Regions from separate parts of the Mus musculus genome. Here region 1 is linked to region 2. A link is a loop called in an ENCODE intact Hi-C map of the cell type or tissue named here. Cell type or tissue: gastrocnemius. All regions are shown on one strand. Links, peaks and the distances in the headings refer to the core of each region. The heading gives the core; the rest is flanking DNA.

Evidence for each region. Hi-C counts contacts between places; a loop is a spot of excess contacts. Peaks named below come from ENCODE experiments on the same cell type or tissue, not always from the same donor. Only the 100,000 strongest peaks of a DNase experiment are listed, where the experiment ranks them.
Region 1: it touches region 2 in a loop (2.5-fold over the local background); 4 of 42 quality-filtered maps call a loop at or near these places.

What each region holds. Positions count from the first base shown.
Region 1 is chr6:34,274,466-34,281,539 of GRCm38, reverse strand. No RefSeq gene overlaps it. Among named protein-coding and RNA genes, the nearest start is that of Akr1b3, 39 kb to the left of the region's middle. In gastrocnemius, for the core only: a CTCF peak has its summit at 3,623; a DNase peak (open chromatin) is centred at 3,628; H3K4me3 peaks cover 306 bases.
Region 2 is chr6:34,025,592-34,032,665 of GRCm38, reverse strand. It overlaps Lrguk (leucine-rich repeats and guanylate kinase domain containing), which reads right to left and starts at 3,218. Exons shown (of 20, transcript NM_028886.1): 1 at 2,913-3,218. The coding sequence starts at 3,209. It overlaps Gm38786 (a long non-coding RNA gene), which reads left to right and starts at 2,942. Exons shown (of 4, transcript XR_868961.1): 1 at 2,942-3,026. In gastrocnemius, for the core only: no CTCF peak of the experiment used is centred there; DNase peaks (open chromatin) are centred at 2,880 and 3,231; H3K4me3 peaks cover 1,269 bases; H3K27ac peaks cover 791 bases.

The DNA.
Region 1 (7,074 bases), core at 925-5,924, 250 kb before region 2:
TGGGTAGAGGCCTTGGAGTTTAAGTGCCTTCTTGGGCCCAGGTCTGCTGATGCTTAAGTAGTGCAGTTAGCTAGTGATTTGCAGGACTAAGTCAGGGATTTCAGAGGCCGTGGGGAGTGAGATCTGTGCGGAACCAGAAAACTTCATGAAAATCTAGATCCCCTCCTGTAGGCTGAGTGGGTCTCAGCTCAGAGGCCTGGGGTTGTGATGTCCATAATGGCTTAGCTGCTTTGTAATTTCTGCTTGGGCCAAGTGGCGACCCTCTGAATTTCTGCTTGTGAGAGCCAACCAGCTCTGAGACTCCTAGGTCCTGTCTCTCCTGGACCAGCCCCACCTGAACCACACCACCACCTACAACTTTTTCAAGGAGGTACCAGTGAGCAAGCAAAGACAAGACGCTGTGCGCTGCATTTCCTTGCCTTCTGAAGCCTGAGTTTTTACACAGTTGGCCAAGTGATGAACACACCTGACCCTCTGACCCAAAAGAGTCCATTCTGAATCCCCAGTCCGGAGAAGCCATGGGAAGGATGGTCCAGCTTCCAGGATACTTTATGCCTTGGGCCAACCTACAGGCCATACACAAGAGCCTACCAGCCTTGGCACATGGGTGCAAGAGACTCTAAAGGTCTTCCCTGAAAGGAGAATGTACAGGCTGGATGAGTTGGACCAGGGGTTAGCTGTGGTGCTGGCTAGACCTGTACCCCCATAATTCTAAAGCCCACTTGAATGGTATCAGGAGCAAAGGCTCTGCCTTCACCACAGGAGCAGGGTCTTTCAGACTCATCTCCAACAGCCCCAGCCCAAAATGGTATGGGAAAGGCAGAGGTGGGGTTGGTACCAAGTGGGACACTGCTTAGGTTTGAGACCAGAGAAAGAGCCCACTAACCCTTGCCTTTAGCCTGGGTCTGTGGAAATCTACACTCCACCAGAATGGGGATTTTTCTAAGGACCTTGTGCTTATTTTCCATCCCTTGGGTTCTGAGGAAAAAATTCCTCTGGAAACTTCCATCTCAGCCCCAGCTCAACAAAAGGGAAAGGGGATTTTTCCACAGAGGCCAAAAGTTGCTGGGGGAAGAGGCCCAGAACCCCACCAGGCACTGCCTAAAGAAATCTTCGTATGGAAAGGAAGTCTGGAGGCCTGGAGCAAGAGCCATCAGGATCCACCTCTCCCTTCTCATTCTCCTTCACTTAGGACAAGGATGGACATCCACTGTCCTGGTCTAGTTCTTCTATCATGGGATAGACAAGTCTCACTAGAGTGCTGATCAAGGAATAAAGAAATGCATTCTGTTATAATTCTTATTCCAAAGGAAAGACTTACTATTACAACTGAGTATAGAGGCTTCTAGAACGTTCTCTCACCCCTCTCTATCCCTAAGAGCCTTCTCTTTATTCTTGACTTGTTAACTATACCCTTGCTTTTAAAGGATGAAATGTAATTCACCCCTGATAAAGTTTGCTATTTAAAAGTAACAGTCTGTGGTATTCACACCGTCGTCTCTCTCCTGCGACTTCCTATCCCACAGTCATCTCCCAGAAGAGATGAGAAAGGACTTGGCTGGAACTTTCCCTGACGTGTCTCCTAAGCAATCCAAGGCTGTGGTCCTAAAGCCTGCTCCAGCCCTCTGGCACAGATGTGCCCCTCTCTGGAATTTCCAGGATATCCTATGCATGCCCCTGGACTCCTGCCATGAACAGACAAGTCGGGCTCCCGGTAAAGTTTTCCATGGATTAGAGCCTCTTCTTGTGGGTTAGAAAGTTCCTATACCCAGTGACCCAATGGGGAAGTCAGACCTTGAGGATGGAGACTTCAGATTCAGATGTCTTAACTAACTTTCTCTCCCAGACGAGGAAACAGCGGCACAGAGACTTCAAAGTTGAACAACTTAGTAATGGCATCATGAAAACCAGAAGTCAGGTCTTCCTGTGCTTTGGTCACAGCCTTCTCTACTGTCTGATACTTTCAACCATCAACATTAAGTGGACTCTCCAGGGTCCAGGACTGCACTGGGTGGGCTGTTCTGTGTCCCTGAGTCCCCTCAGAGAGGCCAGAGCAGGCCTAACCCCAAAATGAAAAAAGAGCATAAGGGCAAAAGCCAGGGCTCAACAAGGTGATGTTTCATTGTCACCCAGTGGTGGCCTCAGAGCCAGACAAGAGGAGTGCTCTTTTCAGCAGCGCCATCAATGGCTTCTTCCCCAAGATTGCCCATGGCTTCTGTCTCTGGCCTCAGGTTAGTGGCAGAATAATTATTGGCTCAGGTTGATGGAATACCAGAGCTAGTTCCTGCCGGCTCACAAGAGCTGATTTTCATAGTTCTGGGAAACTTGCAAAGGAAAAGCATGATTGGGTTTAAAAATTAAGTCCATACATTTTCATAATTCAATATATAATATTAGAAACACACAATTCGTACTCAAAACATCACTTCTTAGTGGTTTTATTATATGCTTCTATTGTCTATGCTCAGGGGGTTGCTTGAGGTTGAATCTGATTGTCAATGTTCAGGGATGCCACATTGTGTCTTGAAATGGGCCACTCTGGGAGTATATAACCACAGGAATAGGCAAATGTCACATTTGCCAACTGACATTTTTATCTGTTTTTTTTTTTTTCATTTCCCATCCACCAACAGACCTACAACGGATGCCATGACTCCTCCTGAGCAGTCTTCAGGGTGCCTTGGGACTCTCATTCCACAGTGGCTGTTTACCAGGAATAGATTGGGATCCCATGGTGCTGTGGCCTCCTCCCAGAAAGGGGCCTAAGAGACCCCACTCAAAGGAAGGCTCCCTCGCATCTGAGCGTCCACTTCCCTGCATTGCATCTATCAAGTATGTGAGGCTGCCAGGCACCTTGCTGGTCCTGGAAGAAAGCAAACACCAAAGACAGGCATTCCCCTACTTTTTTAAAGGATGCATGGAGCCCACTTGGGCCAAGGAAATGTGTTTACTTGGGGAGTCACGTGACTCTCCAGCTCCACTCACAAGTGCTGGAATCGCACAACCACATCCAGATAGAACTCATAATCTTAATGGTCTCTCCCAGCTTTAAGACACTGTGGAAGTTTTTTTTTTTTACCCCCTTTCGTATTAAAGCTTCTCTTTCCATTCAATATTCTGCCCCTTTTAGACATGATTTCTTCTCCTGCCTGTTGATTTCTCTTTCTCGTGTTATACAGTAAGTCATTGGCTCTTCAAGGCTTCTGTTCCCAAACTTAAATTGCTTGGGTAGGGCACTCACAAACAGTACAAACTATGCCCTCCCCCACAGTTCTGACTATGGGACCAGGAATCTGAATCTTTACTGAAGCTCTTCAGAGATTCTCCTGTGATAGTATAAGAACCACATTTTCAAAACCAGTCCTGCATCAGTAAGGGCTGTTTCTTTTGTTCCTCTTTCAAGAGAATTCGTTTTTCCCACGGCAGCCTCACTGCCTCGATTGTCTCGATTATCAACACAGTCCTTTGATGTTTTATTTACGCTACCTGTTTCCATCCTCCATGTACTTTCTTGACATGGGGCTTGGATCAGTTTGAAGCTGGGCGTTACCCATCAGATGGAGGGAGTTAAAAGAAAAACCCTGCAGTTAAAAACTGTCATTCAGAGTATGAACACTTGGGGACAGCATTGCTCTACTTTCTTTAGTGTCGGGGCGGCTGGAAGTTTTGACTTGCGCTGTGGTTTTGGTGTGAATTCCATTTTTTTCTGCTTTTCATCTTCTGTAAGTTTGTGTAACTTAGACAGACGGTGACTCCGTGAGAATCATGCTGTCTGCAATAGAGGCTAGGCATGTTTTCTCTCTCATCGTGGGTTTTCGGGATAGTTTCTGTAATGGCTTCCAGGTATGGGCAAGGATGGAGGATGAAGGACAAGTTAGGAAAGCCTGAAAATGTCTGCGTTATGAGAAGCCATTTGCCTGCTTTCTGTCCAGGACTTAAGACAGATTTTACAGACAATGGGAGAGAGAGGTCTATAATTTACTGATTACCTCCTCGGTGCTAAAGCTTTATTATTTTAAAAAAAAATCTTTTAAAAAGGCTTTATCTATTTGTTTTATTTTATTCACCTACATGTCTATATGTACGCCATACGTATTCCCGGTGTCCCATGGAGGCCCAAAGAGGTGGCAAGACCCCGTGGAACTGGAGAAGCAGTCAGCTTTGAGCTGACATATGGGTGCTGGGAACCGATCCTGGGAACCTGAGTTAGCTACAAGACCAGGAAGTGCTCTTAAGCACTTGTCCACCTCTCCAGACCTCTCATTTAATTCTTACCACAATCATTTCTTCAAGACAGAAAACTTCAGGCCTGGGGACAGTGAACCCCAGAGAGATCTCTCCAAACCCAGCATGTTCTCTACAGACAATGCTGTCCAGTGGTCAGCACTCACCAGCAAAGCTGGTTTCCTAGTGGTTCTCTCATGGCAGGGCAGTGGGTTCAACAACATCTGTCTGCACCCAGGAAGGAAGGCACTGGGAGCCTCCGTGCAGAGCAGCAGAGACAACGTAATTCTCTTCCGCTTCCAAGGGCAGAGCAGAGAAAGGCATAAAGGAGAGGGAGGGAAATGAAGCATTTTTAAGTGAATGGGCAAACGCAGTCCCAGCTGGAACTGAAATCAATGAAGTAAAAATAGACTTAGAGCAAACCCAGAATGAAGGTCCCCTGGGCTTAGAAACTCACATCTTCAGTTTCCTAAGGACATCTACTGTCCCTCTCCCATCTGCAGGCTTCTGCAGTGACTCCAAAGCTGAAGGAGGGACATGCAGCTGGAACCACACACCATACACGAAACACGCAGAGGCCTGGCTCTTCTCCTTGCCTAAGTTCAGTGAGGGCACAGGTAGGACAGAGCTCCAGAGGGGTGAACACAAATACACAGAGCTCAAGAAAGCTGAGCGTAGACATTGTGCAGTGTCATTTAGGGACATGATTCACTTCACAGGGGCAGGGTAAGACGTGAAGGAAGGCATCTGAGTAATGCTGTGGTGGGTAGATGCTGAAGCTACTGAGTGAAGAAGAGAAAGCATTGATCCTGTTTATGCAGCCAGGTATTTTTTGTACCTAATACAATCTGTTTATTATGAGTGTGCATACATGCATGTGTTTGTGCATGAATGTGTTTGTGTTAATACGTGTGTGTGTGTGTGTGTGTGTGCGCATGCCTATGTATGCTTGTTTGTGCGTGGGTGCATGCATGTGTGTGCACATTTGTGTGCTCATGTGTATTTGTGTGCATGTGTGTGTGTGTGTGTGTATGTGTGTGTGCACACGCACATGCGTGCACGTGTGCATGTATTCACATATTGGGAAGAGCTTCTTCAGACTGTTGGGAGTTCCTCACTTGGTCCCATCCTATGTCACATGAGAACTGTGTTACCCTATTCACTACATCACCAGGAGCCCTTCCGTAGCTGTCCTCTGAGCTGGGGCCTGTGCTTTCCTAACCACATCACAACCCACAGTGTGGCATGAAAGAGCAGCAGACACATAAACACAGGGAAGAAAGGAGACTGAAAGGAAGGCAGAGGGGAGAGGACCAAGATGGCTCCTTGATGATAAATGAAGCCATCAGACCCTGTTTAACGATCCCCTCTTGGGTCTTTATTTTCGAAAAGCAGGAGAAAGAAAATAGAAACAATGACAATAACTTCTATTGACTTTCTAGATTTCTGCTTCCCCCGTGCATGGATTTTCCTGAACAACTCAAGAGAACATATTTCTGAAGTCTCTTTAAGGTCTATTAATTTTGACATGGGCAATCAAAGACTATCATCAGCTCGTTTATATGAGTTGTTTTGCTGGGGAATTGAGCCACCGTCTCCTGGGCCTTCTCCTTCCTTGACTCTCGGCAAAGCTGCTACCATTTTCTTCTCTCGCACTGCCTTTATTTGCACTCCCTGTACTCAGAAGGCTGGAGTACTGATCAAGTCAAAAGCAGCAGGACTTCTATGGCTAGTTTCCAAAAACATGGTAGGACAAAATACTTCATAGTAACTTAAAGCTGGAAGGGACCATGACGATTATTAATTATGTCTAGGTGTGGTGCTGGAATCTCAGAACTTGTGAACTGAAGTCAGAAGGTGAGAGTCCAGGATCGTCCTCAGCTGTACACTGAGTCTGAGGCCAGCCTGGGCTACACGAGTCCTTGTTTCAAATAAGAAAAACAAACAAACAAAGCAAAATGAAAGGAAACAGAATGAAGCACAGAAAGATCGTGAGCTCTTTTCATGGAACCCGGAGTCAGAACAACTAACTGCCTAACTCAAGGACGACGAGCTAATTAGTGGTATAGCTAGGAACAGAGTCTGAGAGGAACTCAATCAATCAGCTAGTAAATACTGATCGATGACCATAGCTCTTCCCTGCCCACAAGGGGCTGAGGCCAAATTGACAATGCATATCAATATGTAGGGGCATAAGATAAAACTCCAGAAAGTACCAGTATAATTGGAAGCACAGCTGCTTAGTTCACGGTGCTCATGTCTGGGTTTATAGAAACCTTTAACTCCTGGGTAGTGGTGATTTTAGTAGATTATAGAGACACTCCTCTTTTGGAGAGGGTGATAGTTAATGTAGAGGTTCATATCTGGTCAGTGTTGAGAATAAATGATCTAGTCTCTGCTCTATAGATACCTCTTTTGCAGAAATGCAGGCATGTATTCACCAAGTAGAGTATGCCAGTCTACAGCCATCTGTAGACACAGACACACACTGACTGACCTTTCAATGTAAGTGAGTGTACCCCAAAAAGCATAAAAATTAAAATCTTTATGCCCTAGGGTGATCATTTGTATCACTTATGATTATCTTTGTACAATCCTGGGGCTTTCCCCTACTGCATAGCACCCCTTCTTGGAAGTTTGAGTCACCCCAGGGCTCACATCCCCAACTGCGGGCTCCACCCCCCTCTGAACTGCTGTCTCCAGTCTTCACTGACTCAATGAATGGCTCATTTGAATGGCTCCTGCATTTGCCCAGTTGCCCTGGCCAGCACTGGAGCCATGCCCAACTCCTTCTTCACATTCCAAAGCTAACTCACCAGTGAATGAGGACTGGAATATAAAAATAGAATA
Region 2 (7,074 bases), core at 857-5,856:
TTTAACCTACTTTATGTTCCAAGCACTCCCTTAGTCCGGAATCTCCCCGCTCCCCTATAGATACTGCTAGAATACATACCACCCTATCACCTAAATTTACCTGGTCATCAGAGAACTGCTTACAGTATCAAGTGAGTGTCTGTGCACAGCCCAGAGCCTAGCCCTACCCCAGCTTCAGCTGCTTGTTCCGCTCTTACGTTTTAACTCCCAAGTGCAGCTGATCCTGTCTCTGTGTATGAAACTCCAGGTGCTGCTTGCTGTGACATACCCATGTGTCACTCTGAGAGCATGGACCCTGCATGTCTTCCGTCACATCTCAGTCACAGCGTCGTCTTCTATTTTAACTGCCATCACTTACTTATTCCATCTGTAACTTCTGAGTGCCTACTCTATCCAGCAGATGAAAACTTTACGGTAGTCTCTTACTAAATTTGGAGTCTGTAACTATCCCAGTGAATAGGCACTGTGGCTCACATTGAGTGACTGGTACTGGCAATGGGAAGTTTTCACGCACCAAATGTTGGGTCGAGACGCGGTCAAAGAGTGTTTCCTGTTTCCTATTAAGCAATTGCTTGGTAAATGTTCGTTCCATAGGGCTAAAACCACTTTAACAAGCTACAGGTAGCAATTAGAAATGTCTGAATTACTGTTTTTAGTATCAGGACTCTACTATGCTAAGTGTTTGGGATTTTTACTACACTTTCTATTTGTATGTGTATTGTGTACATGCACACATGCCACAGCACACATGTGGACGTCATAGGACCACGTTGGAGAGTCAAGTCTCTTCTTCCACTATGTGGGTCAAGGGGGTTGAACTCAGGTCATCAAGCTTGGCAGCGAATGTCTTTACATGAGAAGCTATCTCACCGGCCCGATGCTAAGCATTTTACATATAGGATAGCATTTAGTTATCCACGAGACAGAGGGGACTCTCAAGCACATTATAAGCTAAATCACTTATTCAGAATCTTGGTACTAACCAAAGGCTAGCCCACATCCCAGCCACAAGCCTTTCATCACAAAGGCTGTGCTCCAAACAGCCAGTCTCAGCCGCTTCCCTTAAAGTCATCAGGGCTTCTGCAGTCTGAAGCAGGCTGCACTGATGAATATGGCCACCACGTGATTACTTGGAATCAGGGTGAGAAACGGGAAATCAACCACTCAACAAGAACGTATACTTCACAACTTTTCAGCTCATTCCACATTTTAAAATGCAATACCGTGAAAAGTCAGTATCAGTATTTAGAATATAACTGGAGGAAATAATAAACTTTTTCTCAACATAGTCTCCAAACCAGAAAGGGGTAGCCAGTTGGATGGACCCCTTCTAACGGCTTGTTAATGGCATCCTGAAGACAGATTAATGATGGCGCTAATGAACTCATATCCAAGGAGCCTGTGCTAATTAGAATCATAAGTAATGCTGGTGGTTCATTTGTGAATTCCTCTGGGGTGGAAGATGGTGGAAACCACACAAACATTTCGAAGGAGCACAAACACAGCTACGGTTTGTCGTAGTCTCAGCTGAAGGTGGAAAATTAACCAACAAAGGGAGAATAAAATAAATGATGGCCTTTTTGGTTGTTTGTTATCATTATCTTCATCATCATCACCAGCATCACCATCATCATCATCATCATCGTTATTGTTAAGGCACGGTCTCACTGTGTGGTTCTATCAGTGTTTCTAGCTAATCAGAAACTGGGTGTGTAGACCAGGCTAACCTCTAACTCACGACAATCACCCTATCTCTGCCTCTCAGTGCCGGGTGAGAATGGCAAGAACGCCATTGCCAGCACACTGCTATAGCCAACTTCAAGCAACGTTAGAATGCAACCAGCCCAGGAAGAAAGATGTAGACTAGGAAAAACAAAAAGAGGGATGAGGGGGGAAATAGGCCAAATATTCCAAGTGCAGGAAAGGGCATTAGAGACAAGAGCCCAGGGAAAGGAGGGCAGAAGTGGAGTAACGGGAGGTCAGAGGCAGGAAGGACAAGAAAGAAGGCAAACCAGGAGCCATGTTTGACAGGGGGAGAAAGGTGGCTTGTGAAGAAGCTGAGGGAAAAGAAGGGGGAGCAGCGAAAAAAGGCAAGAAGTGAAATCAAGAAAGATGTTGGTTCTGAGTAGCTATGACAGAGAGAAAAGCCTAACTGGGTATGAGAGGGAAACAGATCAACCTACGATTTTGAAAAAGCACAATAAATAGAAGCCAATACTAGGAGTAAGGGAATGCAAGGTGGAAGGAAGCGAAGGGATGAGGAAGGACAGTCGGTGTGTGGGAATACAGTCAAGTGGGGAAGGGAAGTGGAATCAGGAGATTAGGAAAATAGTTAAGAGCGTTGGGAACGCTCCCCATAAGCCAAACTCTGCCAACTAGGGGTGAGCTGGCTCTCTCTGATCATGCTGTGGCTCCCTTCTAACCAGAAAGAGTGGGAGTGCTTAAATAGGCACACAAATACCCCGAGCAGAAGTAACATATAAAACGTATACATTATTTCGTCTTCAGCAGAGCATTGGGATTTTTTTTTAAACCACCCTGGAGGAAGGAAGAAGATGAATGGCCCGCATAATTTTGTCAATGCGTAATTTTGAAAGCATTAAACCCATACTGGTACACTGATTTTTTTCCCCCCGTTATAACAGTGTGTAATCTGACAGATAAGAAACTAGGAAAAGAAAGTAAATATTTGGAGGGTTTCACCCCCTTTCTCCAAGACAGGAGGTGAAGCACACGAGAAATGGGGGAATAAAAATAAGCAGCAAAGAAAAGCCCTTGCCCTCTGGCTAGAGTGGAGTGGGCTGAGCCCAGGGCTAGAGAAGGCAGAAGCAAGCTGCCGCTGAGGCAGCCAGGTTGAGCGGCTGGAGGATGCCTGAGACTGGGGTGCGGGTTGGGGAGGGGGGGAGGCACACCTCCAAATTCTGCATTTCGGACTCCTCTGACTCTTCAGATTCTCCGTCCTCCTGTTGCTTCTCTTCTTGCTCCGCTTCTGCCTCATGAGAGCGGTGGATGAGCTGGTGGAGGAGGTAAGAGGAGGCGCTTCTGAAAGTCCCTTTTGACTTCAGACCCAGGGGGAAAGAAGGCCAACGGCCCTGACTTTGTTTTTCTGTGAGCGACAGTATCGCCTGGGCTGCAATGCGAGAGGCGCCCAAACCCCGCCTGAAACGGGTGCCTTTCCATCTCGAGGGATTTCGCTCGAAGGCCGCCATCTTGTTTATACGCGTTGCCTAGGAGACTGACGTCATGGCCCGCGGCGCTGCAAGGAACTCTGGGGGGCTGTAGTCCAAGCTTCCGTACTTGCACATTCTGTCAAGGTCTCCATTGGCGTTCACTTTTGCAGCGTTCTGCTGCTTCTTTTATTTTCCTCTTTACGTTCAGTGGCTAGTGTTGTTCCTTTTTGCATGTACTTTTAATCCCTTTTCTCCACCCACTTTCTTTGTCTTCTTGCTGCCTGTCCTTCTTTGAGCTTGTTCACCTCACATTTGATAACATTCACACAAGCATCTCCAGTCTGGCTTCATTCACACCATCGAACTTTGGAAGCATTTGACATCCCTAATTCTGTCGGTCGGAAAGCTAGTAAAGATGAAATTTAACACTATGCACAGCGCCGTGGGAGGAGATGAGGCCGTGACATAGAAGATTGAAAAGACCTGACTCCTCTCCTTTTCCTTTCATTGTAGATAATGAAGAGAAACTACCAAAGGATTTTAAGAGCTCATTTGTAGTTAATTTACATACCTGTCCAACTCTGAGTCTGGTCCTTGGGAAGAAAAAAGCTAGCAGTGGGACCAGAGGGGCAGATTGGGGAAGGGAAGGAAGGGAAAGGGAGGAGAGAAAAGGAAAATAAATCAAACTAATTGTAGTGTATCTGAACCCCTGTGAAGAGGTTAGTATTCCATCAATAATTAGTCAAGTGACCTGCATCTGTAATTATTTTCATCCTGCTGAATAGTTTTATCAAATGTTCTTCTTGAAGGATTAGAAAAGGCATGGCATTCTGCTAGTGTGATTTTATGAAACCCAAATCCTATAGCCTTAAGCTCCACAAAATAGACATGCTATAGAAAAACAGAACGAGAACTGTAGCAACTATTATTGCCATAGCAATGACAACAGAGATCCTGACAGGGAAGTTGTCTTCATCCTCTGGCCTTACTGGGCCATTTCTCCATGCTTCAGTGACAGCCATTACAAATACAAAATGATCCTATCAATGGCTGTCAGGGGAAAAGGAGAAAAAATTCTTATGGACACCATCCATTGACTATTATCTTTCTTAGTGCTTGAGGGACCATTAAAACTGACATAAAGCTTTCAGAATTACCTTCCTTCATTATCTTGCGGCTCGTAACTGGAAAGGGCGCAATGAAAGTATCTCTCTGCTAGGTTTGCCTTGCCTGTTATTTCTTTTCCTAGTGGGTACCGATTTTGACAAGGGATTTCTCTCCAACCTCATTGCCTTAGGGTCTGGATCCACCTAACTAAGAAGACTAGAGTGTTCGCTCTGCTCTTGCAGAAATTATAAAAACGCAAACCCTATGTGTGTCTTCAATAACTTAATCAGCATTTGTAGCAGAGGGAACTTTGCTAACGGCAATCTACTGAGAAAAATGTTTGATGGTAGAGTTAGGATCTGTCAAAGAATAATTTCAAAACATGAAAAACATGTTTGCCCTACAAGGACTAGAATGAAACAGGCTGGGGAGAGTTTATTTGTTGGAGTTGGTCTCGTGAACTGTGCATTCAGATGCTTGTTCTGTGTCCCAAGGTCACATTTCAGTCTAGACGTGGGCATTGTATTGACCAATGTGCTATAAAGAATTCTCCCCAATCTCTGCTTGGACAATAAAAGGCTAGAGCCCAAGACTGGGAAGGAGAGAGAGGAAGGCAGAACTTGAAATGGAGTAGGGGGTCTTAGGTAGGGACTACAAGGAGAAGGAAAAAGGTAAAGGAAGAAGGAGGACTCCATGAGGCAGGATGGCCCATGATCATGTGGCCAAGAGAAGCTCACCCTGAGGCCACACATGAAACAAAACAAGACTCAGTTGGCAAGCAGTGGGTATATTCATCTGGTTATTAATAGCCTCATTGGGTTGTCATAGTGTCAGAACCTGCCCAGTTTAGGTTTGTAGCTTGTTAATGAATTCTGATGTCTTTGTGTTGTTTACTCAGGAGCTAAATGGGAAGGAGTGTGGCAGAAACAATAAATGACATCAGTAATTATTCAAGTCAATCAGAGTTAAAGATGGCAACCATATTCAGAATCCACAAGATAAGGAATTGTGACATAGACTTGCTAAGTTAGAGACTGTTCGAAGTAACTTTGAGGTCCCAAAGACAGAGCCCACCACTCCATCTGAAGCGTCTCAACAAAGCAAAATGTTACTCTTTTTCAGGAGGATGATTTAGAGAGAATGAAGGCACAGAGACAGGAAGTCCACTTGATGGTGGCAACTGTCTTTTTTCCACTGGCTGGAGTCTGACTTCAGGCTCTCAAGATTGGATAGTTTTTTAAAATCAAAGCTAGAGAAATGAAGGTGAAAGGAAGTCAATGACTTTAATCTGAGAATGTAGCAGGGGCTTACTGGGTTGGTGCTATTAAAACGTTTATGTAAAAGTCTTACTGGGTTGGAGAGATAAAAGATCTGAATTCCTTGTCCTAAACACAGGTTTTATAGTTGTAAAGGAGCTGGTAGAGAAGGCTGATATTTAATATTCCTTTCAGAGACAAAACAGGCTAATTTACTACAACATATTAAGACCTAACGATTGGCTTATGATACTGATGTGTATTTGGCCTTTTTATCTCCATACCTACCTTTACTTTCACTTGATGGGTCGGTCCACTGAAGCTCCAGGGAGGTCAACAATTGGCCTAAGGCAGGATGGGGGTCGGGAACAGTGCAAGACACCTAATGTAGACTGAGCAGCACTGCCAAAGCTACAACTTTTTCAGAAAGAAAGAAAGAGATAGAGAGAAAAAGAATGAAGAAAAAGAGGGAGGGAGGGGGAGAGAGAGAAAGAAAGAGAATAAGGAAGGAAAGGGAGAGAAAGAAAGAAAGAAAGAAAGAAAGAAAGAAAGAAAGAAAGAAAGAAAGAGAAAGAAGGAAGGAAAGAAAGAAAGAAAGAAAGAAAGAAAGAAAGAAAGAAAGAAAGCAAGCAAGCAGGGGAGAGAAAGAGAGGAGAGGAGAGGAGAGGAGAGAGAGAGAGAGAGAGAGAGAGAGAGAGAGAGAGAGAGAGAACAAGATAAAACTTCACCAAAATACTCATCATAAAAATAAACTGGTTGGAGCTGGAGAGATGTCTCAGCGGGTAAGAGCACTGACTGTTCTTCCAGAGGTCCCAAGTTTAATTCCCAGCAACCACATGGTGATTCACAACCATTTAATGGGATCTGATGCAGTCTTCTGGTGTGTCAGAAGACAGCTACAGTATACTCACATACATAAAATAAATAAATCTTTACACGAACAAACATGCCAGTCAAGGTTCTTCAGTATGAACAATGAATCCACTCAACACACTAGACTCAAAAAGTCTATCCGAGAACCAACTTTTTACAGAGCGAATCAATGACCCTCCAGGCACAGTGACGTTCCTCAGACTGCCTGAGTTCGGAGTACTCAGTACTCAGCTTTGGTCTTGTTTTTTCACTAATGTGCCTGCCAAGTTGGAAATATACTATGGTACCTTATTTTAGAATTCTGCACATCAAAATAGAAGGTTTTGTCTTTATAAAGGAAGTTGTTTTACCTGGGCTAGTTTTTGTCAACTTGGCACAAGCCTAGTCATTTCTGGGAAGAGAGAATCTTAACTGAGAAAACACTTCTGTAAAATTGGGCCCCAGGCAAATCTCTGGGGTATTGTCTTGATTAATAGTTGATGTGGGAAGGCCCATCCCATGGGGGATGGTGCCACCCCTGGGCAAGTGGTCCTGAGCTGCTCATGCAAGCTGAACTAGCCAGTAAGCTCTATGGCTTCTGCTGCAGGTCCTGTCTCTTGATTCCTTGCCTTGGGTACCTGCCCTGACTTCCCTCATCGATGGAGTGTGGCCTGAAAGTTGTAAGCTGA